Regions from separate parts of the Homo sapiens genome. Here region 2 is linked to region 1. Evidence: chromatin loops called from intact Hi-C (ENCODE). Cell type or tissue: heart left ventricle. All regions are shown on one strand. Links, peaks and the distances in the headings refer to the core of each region. The heading gives the core; the rest is flanking DNA.

Region 1 (8,350 bases), core at 1,752-5,751:
TTTTAATAAAACAGTTTCAAAAAATTTACCTCAATTCTGAAAGACAACACCATTAAAAAAGAAATTATTAAAAGGCAGAAATTATTGATTTAGGATACCAGATTAAAAGAATGAAATTTATACCATCTGACCACATAAAAAGTAAGCTGGTCTCTGCATACAAAGTGAAATAAAGAACTGAGACAAATTTATCTGCACAATAAAAGCTAAAGTATCACTTTTATCTATAATATTTAGATTATTTCTGTATTGTAAGATATTTCTATATTGTACTACATAAATAATTTCTCAAAGTCTGTCATATATAATGAGTTCCTAAATTGTCTTCCAGCTCCATATCTCCATGAGTTTATTTGAAAATGTTGATCCTGTTTTGGAGAAGTGAAACATGATAGGATCTAGTTGTCCATATATATATATAGCATAAAAGTTGGTTTATAAGCTAAGATGCTGAAAAATTAGAATTAAAACTTGTGGCTAATACAAAATTTAGCTTAAATAAATTGCTTCTAAGGAGCTGGTTACAAAAGGAAGATAATCCACCCATGTTTACTATAAATGAAACAGAGACTGCATTGATTGCTAGAAGATGATATACAACCTCTTTGCAGGCTGTGAGGCAAATCCACTTGGGAGTATCTTCTGTTCTGATAAGAGACCTTAAAGGTCCTTTGCCTGGGTCAATATAAATCATGGTTCTCATTCTGCTGGTTCCTTGTCTCTGCACCTAACTCCTCAACTCTTGTTGGTCTTTTGGTTCCAAAATTGTTGCTGCACTTTGGACTATTAAGATTATGCATTTTTTTATGGACAAGAGCTCAGCCTTGAACCTCTTGATCTCCTCCACATTGACCACTTAACTCATATGGGCCTTCATGTATTACTTGTCGACACATCTAATATCTTTGACCAATAGCTCCTAAGGACTACAAACAACACTTTATGTACTGATCATCATCTAGATACCCTATTATTTACAACAGGGCTTGCCAATAAGCACACTGGCATATGTTTTTCCCAGTTGCCAAAGTTTTCAATATTTATACCTAATTACAATGAGCTATCCTTGACAGGTTCTTATTCTGATTGAAAAACATGATGTCCTACACCCAGAATTATTTGTAGATATTTATCAGAATTCATGAACCAGCATTTGCATGACTTTGAAGTGTTAGATGCTGAGGCCAGAGAATGCTTATGTAATGATGCTTAACAACTAAAACTGTAACTAATGGGAGTTTAAATAGGTAGTGTAGTGACTGAACACCTCATTGCACTAGTAATATTTATTGATCTCACTATGTGGAAAACAACTTGGCTTTGAATCCTTGAGCTTCTAGAAAGGTCAGGAGGGACGAGAAAACCACCTAAGATCTGGGTAGTCACTGAGTTGTACTTAAATTTGTAAAATATGAGAAAATAATGATTGTGTCCTCCTCTCATAAAATATGAAAACCAAAACAAAACAGGGGTAGCAAAGTATGCTAAAAGTTTTATTGCTGCTGCTCCAGTCAGTAAGGCCCTGCCATTCCACACATGGAATGACCTGTTGTGATGGCCATTTGCAGACAAGATAGAAAAGCACAGGCAGAGTCATGTGGTGTCCCCTTTCTGCACCCTATGTGTATGTGGTACTCCTTCTCTTGGCACCTACACAAAAATCATTCCTGCGTAGCATAGAATTGGGTTAAGGTGAACTATTCTAAGGACAACATCCTGAAATCAAAGGAACAGATGTAGCAGCATTTCTCAAGTGACAGCATTCCACAATGATCACTTTCTAATCCAACCAGAATCTGTGTAGGCAGTTTCACTTATGTGTTTATACGTTACATGAATGAGTGATCTATTCCAAACTGCTTGTTCTTTTAGTATTTCTCTTTCTCCCTGAAAATAAAGAGTTGCTTAGGCCCAAGAGTTGACCAGATGGACTGCACAAAGGTGTGCTGATACCATTTGTGCAGTGAATGGAAGAGATGATTTCAGAGCTCTCCTATTCTCAAAGGATCTAGGCTTCCATCTGTTGGGAATGGCCAAAGTCAATCTTAATAGTCCAGTTTAGGTGTTGAATTCATTCAGTCACTTAGAGAACTCCCTATCAGGGCCAGTCTCTCATTGTTTTCCAGTTTTATATGACAATTTAGAGCCCCATGTGTGCAAAGCAGTTTGGGTCACAATAGGAAAAGTACACCAAACCTGCCCAAGTAATATCATTTTTGTTTTCTTAGAAAAGGGAAGAAAAAGAGGCATACTGTGGTTAATGTTTTCCTTAGGTGATAAATCAAGGGCAGAGACAGGAAGGGGACACAAGTTTTCTAGTTCTCACCTACAGCAATGCCAAGTAGTCACACAAAAGTTTTATTGCTTATGACAGCAGCCAAGTAAAAGAAGACAAAGCAAGAATCGGCAGCTTATGTTTTTACCATTACCAACACCCTTCCCACAATTGTTTTAAGCAATATGGTTTGATGTTAATCAACTCCTTAAAAGCCACCCATCTTTTTCTATAGCAGTGATTGTCTATTATTTTCTACAAACAAGTCCTTGCACAGTTTGACTAGGCTGGAATTAAGGAGGAATAGTAGATCTCCTCACCAATGTCCTGATTGCGAAAGTCATCATTGAGAACAGCCACAGGGAACTCATGGACCTGCCACCTCATTTGAAAGAGAATCTTTGTGTGAGCTGATGCACTCATGAGGAAATAAGGCTAAGGATAGGGAAAAAAAGACCAGGTGAAATATACATCCATGGAGGTTTGGAACCAAAGTAAAAGAGGTTTGCTCTCTGACAGCTGGGATTTATTCACCTCAATAACTAGGGCAGGGCACTTGGTCTTTTTTCCTCCCTTCTCCAGTTTAAGGAAGAGTGCTGGAAAGATAGAAAATTGGACTTTAATTGGAGTGGTTCTCTGGTTCTCCTAACACAGCCTCTTTTAAAAAATGAAGGCATGTCGAGAATAATTATTCTAGCTGGAGTCAACATCACCATGATTCATTATCTTAATATGAATGAAGCCAGCATAGTCAGGGAGAGGTGAACTCTACAAAACGGAGGGATAGAATGAAGAATACTGCCTCTAAGTCTGCCTGAACTTCGGGGAATTTACTTTTGTGTCCCTCCAGGGGACACCAATAGACTTTCTTCTATTGATAGTTCTATTTGACTACTAACTAGAGCATTTATTGGGATGATTATAGCAACTCATCTGTTGATTAGTGCCTCTTCATCAAATGTAAACATTCTTCTGAAGGTCAGGGTACATTGGACACAGTTCAGAGCACAGATTCTAGAGCCAGGCTGCCTGCATTCAGAGCATTCAGATCCCTGGTTTACCACTGAAACTCCTGGAACCTTGGCAGGCTACTTTGTTCCTTTACATCAACCACTGCATAGGACTCTTCTGAGGCATACATTAGTTCATTTGTGCTAAAAGTGAGCACTGTGACTTTGTGCCTGTCACCACCCTGCCCCTATTATCAGCAGCAAAATGTTCTGTTTAAAAGAGTCCCTCAACCTGTTACTCATACAATTGTATTCACACTTATTGAGAACTTACTGTGTTCTAAACCCTAGAAATTAGGTTAGCAGAATGGCTTTAGAGGTAGACAGCCTGGATTCAAATGTAGCCATTTGCACACCATTTTTCTAAGTTTCATTTCTTTTATGTGTAAAATAGGATGATAGTAATAACACCTAACTCTGTATTTTGAATGTAATATCAGCTAGCACATTTCCTCACTATTCCTCAGGAGCAAAGTAAGATTAGCTCAATAGCCCATTTCACACCCTCAGAATTTAAAAACACAAGGCAATTGTAAAGTAGAAAGAGGAAAGCTTTCCTTCTTGTGGTCTCTTCTACCTCTTGAACAATTGCTTTCAAATATGAGTTCCATACATCACAGTTGCATGAAACAAAATGAGCAAAACTCTGACTGTGCCAAGTATTTGTGTCTTAGAATTTGCCCAAAAAACTGCTGGTTATGGGATAGGAGCTACATGGCATATCCCACAGCAATCAAATTCAAAATCCATATCATATATTCCTGTTCTCCACATCTTTTGTTTGGTTGGTCGGGGTTTATTTGTTTTGACCTTCATGGGTCCCCTCCTGATCCTTTTTCCCCAGTGCAAATTTCAATCACACTCATCATTTTGCAAACAGCAGAGTGATAATTACCCAGACAAGAATCGTATTTGGATTTTACAATTAGTGGACAAAAGTATAAGGAGAAAAAGGATATTCTGTAGTTGATGGCTATCTGCTGCCTCCCAGATTGTCCTCAGAATACTACATTTAGCAGAACAACTTTGATCCCCACACTGTGACTCCCAAACTCACATACCCCAATCCATCAAGTTCTCACCCTACAAATATCCTTCCGTTCCACAATATCCTCAAGCATTATCATTATGAGTATAATTTTCAGATCATTTTTAGTGTGATGTTTGTCTCAAACACTTATTTTATGGTAACTGTCTAAAAAAGATAAGTGTAGATATAGAAAACTAAGTAAATAAAGTCTCCTGCTCACACTGAAGTCTTGTCTAGTAAGTTACAGTATGTTAGTTACATTTTCAAGAGTATATGAAACCATGATTCCATGCAGATAAATGTGCAGCCATGTGTGACAAGTAATCCTCTTCAATTCTACTAATCATATGTGCTTCTACTTTCTTGCAGAGGTCAATGACTTAAAAGAAACAAAATGTTCTAAATTTTTGCAGTGTGCACATCTTTGATTTAGGTGGACTCAGTGTTCTAAAAGTGCAATAAAAAGCACACCGAGGGTTTAACTTGACCTTGCATAGCAGAAGCAATATTGATTGATGCTATTCATTTCTTCAGCAGTTTCATGGCAGGTATGCAGTAGGTTTGCAAACAATCCCCTTAATCAAGTTATTGTTGGTATTAGTGTCCAGAAATTGAATCTAAAATGAAGTTGACAAAAGCTGTTCACAAATACATTTACTCAAAAAATTTAGATGAGAATTGGCTCTCTTTAGTTTAATCCTCCAGCAAACATTTATCCAGATGCACTTACTCCACCCTGTCACAGGAAGGAACTACTGATTGTTTCTGTGTACTGGTATGTTCTTATAATTAAGGCTTTGGGACTATGAGTAAAAAGCTGCCTGGTGCATTTAATTAAAGTTAGTAGGAAGCTTCAAGCCAAGCAAGCATTGTCAGTAGTACTTAGTATTTAATACAAATACACCCAGGTGCTTAGATATTTAGGCCAGAAGAAAGTAGAATGTTGTTATATTCAGAAAGGAACATTATACATTCAGTTATCAAATTCCAGACAAAGAACCATAGAATATGGGATGCTATGTGAATAGAAATTGTGATTTCATAAATTAGTAGACTAATCAACAAGCTAGAATAATTCAAGTACCTACTATGTGTTTAGTCCTGAGATTTTATTCTTAATTCTGAGAGTAAAGAGAAATTGAAGAAATATAAGAAACCATGTCTAGTCTGAGAGGTGTGACTAGAGAATGACAAAATAAGATAAAATTAAAAGTAAACAAAACTAATTGCTGAAAAGTGGCACTAACTATAGAGCACAATGGGAATTCAGAAAGAGATATCAAAATTAGGAGCAGAATCACCAGGGAAAATTTCATCTATCAGCACATGGCAAGACATCAAAAATGAAAACCAACTTGCAGGAACTGGTAATGGGCAATCTGGGACAATTTGAGCAATGTTAACAATTTGGACAATTATTACCAATTAATAACTGTAATAATTATTATTATAATAATAGATTATAACCCATAAAATATGAATCTATGGGTCCATACTAATGTAAATAAATAATTTTTAAAGTACATAAAAAAAGAAAAAACAAACAAAAAATAGCAAGTACGTGGGAGAGAAGAGACAGTTCCTTTAATGAGAGAATTCCAATTGATAAAGGTAGAAAAATGGTGGAAATCACAACTCATCATTTTGCAAATAGCAGAGTGATAATTATGCAGACAAGAATTGTATTTAGATTTTAAAATGGGCAAGAGTATAAGGAGAAAAAGGACATTTGCATAATTTTAGTGTCACTCTCCGCATGGCACTTAGTAATTGGAAAAAGAGAAATATTAACTTTACTGAGTTGGATGGTGTCCTCCCCCAAAAAAATTCATACCATTTCTGGAACCCAGAATGTGATCTTATTTGGAAATAAGGTCTTTGCAGATGTAATTGGTTAAATTAAGATGAGGCTACACTGGAGTTGGGTGGGCCCTTAATTCAATATGACTGGTATCCTTAAAAGAAAAGAGACAAAGAGACAGACACACAGGAAGATGTCATGTGTTCATGGAGACAGAGACTGTAGTTATGCCTCCAAAAGCCCAGAAATCCCTGCAGCTGCCAGAACTTGAAAGAGACAAGGAAAGATCCTCTCCTAGAGGCTTCAGAGGGAGCATGACTCAGATTTCTAGCCTCCAGAACTGTGACAATAACTTTCTGTTGTTTTAAGCCATGCAGCCTGTAGCAATTTGTTATGGGAGCCCTAGAAATCTAATACAGTAACTGTGAAGGAGAAAGACCTGTCAGATATCTCCCTTAAACAAATGATCAAAGTAAACATCATTCATAAAAAGACATGAAAACATCAATTACCTCCTCATATGATGAACCAAGAATGGCACAACTTCACTTTTGCAGTACTCTTGACAAAAATACATGACATCAATCTAGTAAGCAGAAAATACCAGATAATTCAAATTAAGAAACCTTCCACAGAGTGATTGACCAGTACTCTTTAAAAATGTCAAGGTTATAAAAGCCCAAAAAGAAAAAAAAAAAAAAAAACTGAGAAATTGTCCCAAATAGGAGACTACCGAGACATGACAACTAAATAAAATGCAGAATTCTTGAGTGAATTCTGAATCAGAGAGAAAAAAAAAAAGATACTAGTGAAACAACTAGAAAAATTCAAATAATGCCTATAGGTGAATTTAGTTTCTGGTTTAGGTCATCAGACTTTGGTTAGATAACATGTTATCACTGGGGGACCTGAGCAAAGGGCATTGAGGAACTCAGTATACTATTTTTGCAAATTGTCTAAAGTTCTATTAAGAAATTTGTGAATAAGATGCAGAGGGAAAATGGTAGGATCAGGCAAGATGGGTAAGAGAACAGATCCCTTGTTACATAAAAGACAGGCTTGAACAGAGACAAGAAAGGAAGGAGTAGAAGCCAGCTGGCCGGGTCTGTGTTGCCAGCAGTGGAAGGGCATGTCAGCACCTGCACAGAGAGCTTCTGGGCTAGGAAAGTCCCCAGAAGTCAGACGGGAACCTCACAAGGCTGCAGAATGGAAGCTGTGTAGAGTTTTGAGCAAATGAGCTATGTAGAGTTTTGAGCAACAGCTGTTCACAAATACATTTACTCAAACAAATAAGAGTTGGCTTTCTTTGGCTATCCATGAAAACAATGATAAATGACAATTTGTCTGTCAGGAAAATGCAGAATGAATTCTGCTTATATTGACTCTTCCTGTCAACGTAATTTCTTTCTAGGTCAGTGGCTAACTAAGGAGTTTGAAGGGCCAATGTTTCTGTCTGTGTTCAAGGGTGCTTTTCTTTCTGGTTTTCTCATTCCATTTTCCTTAGAGGGAGAATTGAGATTTGGGATAAGGACTGATATTAGAAAAATCACTAAATATCCCTTGTCAGAATAACGAGATTATGTCCTTTGCAGGGACATGGATGGGGCTGGAGGCCATTATCTGTAGCAAACTACTGCAGGAACAGAAAACCAAATACCCCTAGAAAACTATTATGGTAATTTTGTAGGAGAAAGATCTGTCAGATATCCCCCTTAACCAAGTGATCAAAGTTAACAGCATTTGTTAAAAGACATGACAACATCAAGTACCTCCTCATATGATGAACCAACAACAGCACAACTTCACTTTTGGAGAACTCTTGACAAAAAATGCATGACATCAATCTAGTAAGGAAAAAATACCAGATAATTCAATTTAAGGAACATTGCACAGAGTGATGGGACAGTATGTTCTCACTTATAAATGGTAGCTAAATGATTAGAACATGTGGACACATAGAGGGGAACAACACACACTGGGGCCTCTTGGCAGGTGGAAGGTGGGAGGAGGAAGAGGATCAGGAAAAATAACTAATGGGTACTAGGCTTAATACCTGGGTGAGGAAATAATCTGTACAACAAACCCCCATGACAGAAGTTTACTTATGTAACAAACCTGCACATGCACCCCGAACTTAAAATGAAAGTTAAACAACAACAACAAATGAAATCAGAATAGCACTAATAGGAAAATATAAATAACTAGTATTCAGGAAATAATAATGAATAATCCAA
Region 2 (8,350 bases), core at 1,666-5,665, 470 kb after region 1:
TGACCCAGGAAAGCTGTAGGCTATGTAACTCTTTCAAAAAAAAAAGAAAAAAAAGTGGGCTCTGAAATGAAGTCTTGCTCATAAAAGCAAAATTCCTGCAGGGAGAGTCAGCTGATTTGTTTACAATGGAGTTCAAAGTTTAATCCACTGACAAACTAAATCACACCTAAATCGCATCAGGATCCCTCTAGCTGACTATAAAGAGAATCTAAGAGGATGCCATCACTGCTGCTTTCCTGAAGATCTTAGTTCTACATGCTAGAGTTATCATTCAATAAAATAAATAAATTATACTGGTAACTCTTTGAATTCGGATTTGCATTTAGTCAATAGCCTTAAACAAAACAAAACAAAACAAAAAAAACCCTCTCTTCTTTTCCCAAGATCAGGAAATAATCCAGGGGTTTGGTGAAATAATAGGAGACAACATAGTTTGAAAGAGGCTTGTCAGTAATGCAAAAGTCAACTTTCATCTGCTTCCAGCTTAGCAAAAATAAACCAAATAATTAGTGTGTTTGAGGGACTATATCAGTGGATAGGACTCATCTGACCATGGTGAAAAAAAAAAAAGAAGACAAAAAAGAAAAAGGAAAGAATTACCATCTATGGAAGGCCTGCTATGTGTCAAACACCAGCAATTAATGGGAACTAAGTCAATTAATCATCAAAACAATCCAAAGGTGAGAGTATTATGGCCCCCAACCCATTTTAGGAATAATGAAACAAACTGATGTTCAAAAAATTGAATTGACTTGTCCAGAGTCCTACAGTCACTAGTGATTCAGCCAACAGAGTCCAAAATCCATTTTGTTTTTTGCACTGTAACATTAATCTATAAATGGACAAAGTTACTTCAAACACACACACACACACATGCATGCATGCGTGCGCAGAAATTAACCTTTAAGCTAGTTTTTAAAATTACTAACTTGGATGTTGGGAGCTCAAAATGCATTTTGATGTAGAAATAATATTGCAAATGGTGATTAGACTCACAGACTAGTTTACAAATGAGTAACAAAACTAGGATTGCATGAAAGTGTTTAATTACTATTGCATAATTGTTGGCTATTCTGTTTGTCTTTATTTTCTTGGATTAGGTGTTCAAGTTGGTAGGAGACAGAAGGTGAAGAATTGCAATTTATGACTCCAGATATTAGTCAGGAACTATTTGATTGCAAGGAACAAAAACTCATTTAAATTTGTTTAAATAAAAAAAGGAGGAACACGGGGACTGAGGCCTGGGACAGAAAAGCTGTCAGGAGCTAATATTTTATGCCCCGGCTCAGATGATTCATTTCTCACCTTTACTCTGCTCTGTGAGGTTGCTTCTTTCTTCTTTCTCTGAGGATAATTTTCTCTGACTCTCCACACTCAGGGCACAAAATGCCCTGTTTATATCATGTCTCAGTTCAAATGTATTTTAAACGAAAATCTCAGAGTAGGTTTGCAGATATTCTTTGGAAATATCTGGTTCACTGGAAACTTGCATCTCTTTTCTGCTCCTGCAGCAGAAAGGAGCTCTCCAAACTCTGAGAGCAGATGCCTGAGTCTCCACTGCCCTGAGTCTCAGACCCATCTCACCACTGTCACCAGTGTCTCCCCACAGCCCTTGTCCCACATTTGCTGGCCAGCTCCTTCCTCCGTTCTTAGTTCTTCTTCTGTTGCTGCCACTTCTTTTTCTCTGACTCATCAACTGGCAAGACTTTGGAAGAGTTGTTGGCCAAAAGAGTTTGGAGCAAGAGGTTTTGGCATGGAGAGCTCTGGCAGCACCCACGGATCTCCTGGAGGGGTCCCTGAAGGATAAGTCTCCAGAGGCAGTAGTCTGAGGGCAGACTTAGAAATAGCCTTTTCTCAGTTTTATTTCAGGCTCTTCCACCAGAAATGGGATCTTGGACAAGTCACCTCTTTCCTTTAGACCTCATTTTAAAAGTGAGAAGTTCTCAGTAGATGATCCTTAAAGCATACGGTTCTTGACTGAGACTTGGCTATTCCTCCATTTATTGTAACTTGAGGTCCATATAACTATATTTGATGCTTATGCTACACTTAACCTCATACAGGTTGAGCATCCAAAACTTTTTGAGGGATGACATGACACCACAATTGGAAAATTCCACACACAAGTGCTTAACACAAATTTTGTCTCATGCACAAAATTATTTTAAATATTTTATAAAATTACCCTCAGGTTGTGTGTATAGGGTGTATATGAAACATAAATATCATCTTTAGACTTGGTTCCCCTCCACAAGATATCTCATTATGTATATGCAAATATTCCAACATCTAAAAAAATCAGAAATCTGAAATACTTCTGGTCCCAAACATTTCAGATAAGGGATATTCATCCTGTGTTACAAGTAACCTTATCTGCATACTTGTGAATATGCTTACTTTTAGTTCTTCAAAAATTGCAATCAATCAAAAAGACTGTTGTTATGAGCTCTTCACTGCTACTAGTGATCGTTTATTCATTCGTTCTTCCAACCACTGCTTAGTGAGCACTTCTGCCAGGCAGGAAGAAAAGTATAAGACATGGAAGGCCCTCAAAGGAAGCTGAACTGAGTTCGGGAGAGAAAATTGATTACCATGAAACAACCACATGGAATACTATGAGTTTCTATGAGGGCTAACCGTTATGGCAGGAGAACAGGGAAGAAACATCAGTGATGATGTTTTTCAAGTTCCTAAGTGTGGCTGAGAAGGCTGAGGGTCCTTACCACAGCAGCTTCACTCATCTTCTGGAGAATTCATGTCACAAAGATAGATAGTAAAGATGTGCATTTGGGAATTTGGGGGTGGGAGGATTGATGGTTGGTTGGCTCCCATCCTCCAGTTCTGATTTTCTTGCTCAAAATGGGGAGGGATTTGGCTAAGAGAATAAGGGTGTCAGACAGCTGCCATTCATTATGCCAAAGCATAGCTATAATAAGGACAAATTCACCTAAGTCCTAGGCTACTGGCCAGCTTTGCAGAGTCTTTCCTGTCATTTTATTAACACCTAGCACCAGCATCACCACTCAACCTAATGACAGTAATGTGTGTTTTACATGACTGAATGTTTGGTCCCCACCTGTCATGCTGTGGTGTGGCTGTACTCTATATGAATAGTTCAAAAGGATGGATGGGGTAAGATGGGGGCCGGGGTAAATAGGGAAACGTGAAGTAAAACCACCACAGGAGTCCCACAGGCAAGAACATATGCTGAACTCCAAGCAAATCACAAGAAGGATGATCTGTTAGGCTCTGCATGTCTTTCCAAACATCTTCATGTCCTTGTCTTCTCTCCATTCCCATCCTGCCATCTCGACTCATTCACAATGTGATTCCCAGCTGGCCTCCCCAAGGCAATGCCCTCTATTCTTCAATCCTATTTGCAAAATTTCGTTAGATTATCTTCTCTTAACTGATTCCACTACATCATTCTCCTCTGAGAAACCTGTTTTAGTCTACATCAAATGCCTGGGCCTAGCATTTGAAGATTCCTGGTCTCCATTCCAGTCAAACTGGTCTCACTTCCTCATACGGCATGCTCATTCCTGCCTCTCTGCCATACTCCTCTGCTTGAATACTTGACTTCCTCCCCATCGCTAGCTTCAATCTTTTAGTCCTTCAAGGTCACTCAAGTTCCATTCTCTTCACAAAAATTGACTGTGAACACTCTGGCCTTTCTCAACGGATGGACCCTTTGCTGAAGGCCTACAATGCTGGGTTCAACAATACTGCAAGTAATGATATATTTTAATACCTTTCCATCTTATCTCCCTAGTTAGACTGTCAGCACCTGGCATCATACCTGTCACACAGGCTTTATAGGTTTTTAATAAATAGAAGGCTGAATAATTGTACTGGCTACCTTTTCCATATTCTTTATCTCTCAAATAACAAGTCACGCAAGCCAATGTCAATATTTTATCCAAAAGCATTTATTAAATAGTTTCCAGTTGTAGCACATGAAGGACTCCTGCCACGATAATAATGCCACCATAATAATAATAATAATGTAGGAAACTTCATACCTTAACAGAGCAGGACACATGAGTAAGAATATAGTATCAAAATATAAACAGTCAATTGAAAATTCTGAATAAGTAAAAGGTTGTCATGTGCAGGGCAAAGGCTCATGTAAGGAAATGCAATTTAGGATGGGAAACAGAGAAAAAAAGTGTGATTGGATCAATAATGAAGATGAGCATGGAGAAAATTGTCCACATTCCAGCTCAGATAAGAGATAAGGCCAGCAATAGGGAAAATGGGCACAAAATGCATGTATAATCTGGTACCTGTTTAAGTCTGTCCCCAAAATATGAGTATGTGCCTGTCAGAGGTGGAACAAGAAGGTGAGGGTTTGTTAATTTGTTGACTGTAACTCCAGTTATCCGAATATGTACTATCTATTCATTGATTCCAGGTGTTATGTGTGGGTTCCACTGGTGATTCATTTGTTCATTTACTGTTTTATTATGTACTTACTGTTTGTTAGACTCCCTGCCAGCTGATTTTAAAGTATATAAGATACTGGGCCAGCCCTTCAGGTGAAAACAAGACTGATGAAAAGAAAAAAGGATGATAATACAAGAAAAGTATGCAAGGTCCCAGTGGATGGAACAAAGAGTAACCCTTCAAGTGCCCAGATAAAGAACAGCCAATAACGAAGGCACCTACTGCTATGGAAACTGTCCTGAACTAAGACTTGTGAAAGTCTGCTTTTAGAATATTAAATTTTATATGAATTTAAGGTATATATATTTACATTTTACTGTTTCTGATTATATCAGTACAAACAGTTAAAAAGTATTTACTGTGTGCTAGGATACACTCAAAATACTCAACATATGTTAACTCATTTAATCCTCACAACCAGCCGTATGAGGTAGATCCATCTGCTTCATTTTACAATTGAGGAAACTGAGGCACAGAGAAATTAAGGCACTTGCCCAGGGCCTCAGAGCTTGTCAGTGGTAGAGCCAGTGTTCAAACCAGAGTTCAATTCTCAGCCGGAATTCTTGTGCATCATTAGTACACATGTGCACAAGTACACTGAATAACATATCGACCCCCCAAACAGTAAATCTAAGGTACATTTTACAATCAAGGTTTCCTTAAAATCAAAGAACTCTATGGCGTCCCTCTACCTGATATATTGCAATGAATTGGGGGTGGGAATTCAATTTGACTTAGCAAATATTTATTTAGCTGTGGAAACTTAGAGATAAATAAGATCAAGTCAAGCTCCTTAAGGAGGTCAATATGTAGTGAAAAACACAAATAAGTAAACAGCTCATTACAGTACACTGTGGTGAGTGCTATAGCACTGTTTCTATTGTGTCAACAGACCTCGTGGGCTTCCAAAGACAAAGGGATTATTTCTGCCTGGCAGGTTGAAAGATGCTTACAGAGGTGGGAACAACTGGGCTGAGCCTCCACATTGGACAGGCTTCACTCAGGCCAGGGGAGGGTCATAGATGAGAGGGAGGGCTTTGCAGGGAATGGCTATACAGGGAGTTAATAAGGGGTGATAATGAAATGACTCTACAGTGGTACCTAAATTCTGCCTTGGCCTCTCCAGTCCTTTCCCTCAAAGGTCCCTAAAGGGTATATACACACACAAACACACAGAAAAAAAAAAAAAAAAACACAAAGTCAACAATATTTTCTTTTTAACTTTCTGCCCCTCCACCCCAAACCCTATGTAAACTCTGAGAAGCTAGGCTGGGCCCAAGGAGAAGGCCTTTACCTAAGCTAGATGGTTGAAGTGCCCTAGAATCCTAACAGCATAGAAGGCTTCCTCTATTTCACCTAAAGCCAAATTGTATGTCTCACCACTCTGATTTGAGGGAAAGCAAATCCAGAATATAGTGCAGGAGAAAAAGGAACCAATTAGAAAGAGACAGGCTGCAATGCCTTAGGCAGCATGGGGCTGGCAGGTGAGAGGGATGGGAGAGCCTGCAAGAAGGGGCCTGGGCTTCTCCTGAGGGTGCAAGCCTGGCACTTTTAGCCCTAGGAGTGGAAGAGAAGGATGCAGGAAAGAGCCAGAGAGGCAATCAGGCTACCCTCATCTCCCCTCCTGCCTGTGGGATCCTTTGAAATTTTCACAATACATGCACAGGTGCTTTTATTCACTTATTTTTAAAAGAGTATAGTGTAATCTTCAGCCACTGTTAGTCCTTAGAAGGGACTGATTCATAGCATCTACTCCTCCTTAGAGTAGAATGAGGGTGGTGGGGCGAGAGGCATAAAATTCCACAGTGAATTCAGGGGTCGTAGTCTAATTCAGCATTGAAGAACAGAGAGTTTACAATGAAGAGTCAAAGAAATAAGATTTTCCTCTTTCAGCCTCACTTTCCCCATTTGAAAATGAAATAAATTATGTTAAAATCTAGTCAGCAACATTTAGTTTTGACTTTTAATCATTTTCTGCTCATAGCTGGAATGATAGAGAAGGTTTACAGGAAGAATGGGACTTCGCTTCTTAGCTCTGTGGCCTTAGGCAAGTTATTGAACACCCTGACCCTCACTGCAGAGATTGGACCTCAGTAAAATAGTGGTGATGTCACAGGATCCTTCGGGTGTTGCTTTCCTGGCCAAAACTCTCTGTGGCAGGTGGCACCTTTGCCTGAGTTTTGCTTGGGCCCATGGGGCTTGTTCTGCCCACTTGGCCTGGCAGGCTGCACTCAGCTCATGCTACCAACTTGGTTCCCACACTTGCCAAAGGCAAGCCAGGCATAGAGCAGCGGTGGGTGTGTGAGCAAGCAAGTGTGGGGTCCAGAGTGGGCGCCAGCTCCCTGTGAGGGTGTGGCTGGAACAGGCATATCACAAACAACTTCCATGGCTGGCACCAGGAAGCACAGTGGTGCCTAGAAGCTTGGAGACACCACGAACCGCAGGTCCCCTAAGAGGGTGCCACAGCCATGGCTCAGGGAGCTCCTGGGTCTGGACTCCCTGAAGGGCTGCAGCTCTTCTCTTCTTCTCTCCTTCTTGTTGCCTGCAACATGGCAAGCAAGGGGCATGTTTTATCCCTGTTCGTGTTACAGCTCTTTCAGCCCTGCCATTCAGCAGGTTCCAAGTTCTTGTCCCATGTCCAGGAAGAATGAGGTATGCGGACAAGTGGAGGGTGAGCAAGGTGAAGAGGTGCTTTATTGAGTGACAGAACAGCTCAGAGGACACCACAGTGGGTAGCTCCTCTCTTCAGGCAGGCTGTCCCATTGTTTGCCTGAGTCTGGCTGAGTCTGGGGTTTTTATGGTCTTCAGAGGAGAGAAAGTGAATATTGATTGGTTTGTGGGTGGCCATAGGCAGGTCTGGAAAAAGCACTGTAAGTTCTCACTCTAGTCTGTGGAACTGGCAGCCCAGCCCCCAGGCCTCAGGCCATGCCTGGCCTGAAGCAGGGGTTTCACTTGGAACCCACTGCTTTCTGCCCAGAAGCCTGTCTGCCTTCTGCTGCCATTAACCTGCTGTCTACAGTGCCCACAATGCCCAGGCTATTTGCACCAAGAGGTGCCTACGGACCCATGCCAAGCTGCCCTTAGTCCCTCTCCCAAGCCTCCCTCCAGTGTTTGTTGGTGTCCAAAGTCTGGAGGGTGCTGAGGCAACAGGGGCTTGGTATGTCAGGGCTGTCCCAAGTGTGTACATACCTGGCCGGATAGTGACAGCACCCGAGCTCAATCACAACTTTGCTCTGAAATTGGAACAGGCACCCAGACCAGGGACAGGACAGGCAGCGGGACAGGCCAGTCAGCAAGAGAAGGCATTTCCGAGCCTATGAGGACAGGGAGACTTCTCAGGCCCCCAAGAGTGCAGAAATGCCCAGGTCTGCAGCCAGGGCTGAGTGGCTCCAGCTGCACCTAGAAGGGCGGGGCTCCCACCCCTCCAACTTGGAAGAAAGAGGGGCTTTTGCCTGTCTCAGGCTCCTGCTTGCTCCATGGAGCACACTGCCCCAGGCACACCTCCCCACTGCAGCCAGTGTCATGCCAGCGGCCTCTCCAGACCAGCTACCACTGCCATCAGTGATGCCTACCTCCTAGGGTTGTTGGCGTGATTCAAGGAAAGGATGTAGGTGAAGTGCCCTGCACAATGCCTGCCATATGGAATCTGTTCATTCCCTGTGAGAGGGCCTATTATATGCCAGCTTTATTCAGAACAGTGAATATGTTCCTGCCCTCAAATTCTATGAAGGTGCATATAACTAATGTTATTTGCTATAGGGCCATTTCAGGAAACAAAACAAAGCCACTGAAATGGTGAGAGTCATGGAATGACTCTCAGAACAACCCAGAACCAGCCTAGTAGAGGAGCTGCCAACTCAGAGCCACAACTAGAACCACAGCAGTCTAGTCTGAGGTCCCTGCT

The links. Peaks named below come from ENCODE experiments on the same cell type or tissue, not always from the same donor. Only the 100,000 strongest peaks of a DNase experiment are listed, where the experiment ranks them.
Region 2: a loop joins it to region 1, with 2.5 times the contacts of the local background. A loop is called at or near these places in 1 of 110 quality-filtered maps.

The regions. Positions count from the first base shown.
Region 1 is chr5:117,130,144-117,138,493 of GRCh38, reverse strand. No RefSeq gene overlaps it. Among named protein-coding and RNA genes, the nearest start is that of LINC00992, 280 kb to the left of the region's middle. RefSeq lists an enhancer at 6,992-7,501. In heart left ventricle, for the core only: no CTCF peak of the experiment used is centred there; no DNase peak of the experiment used is centred there; H3K27ac peaks cover 740 bases.
Region 2 is chr5:116,660,344-116,668,693 of GRCh38, reverse strand. No RefSeq gene overlaps it. Among named protein-coding and RNA genes, the nearest start is that of SEMA6A, 90 kb to the right of the region's middle. RefSeq lists an enhancer at 7,393-7,893. In heart left ventricle, for the core only: no CTCF peak of the experiment used is centred there; no DNase peak of the experiment used is centred there.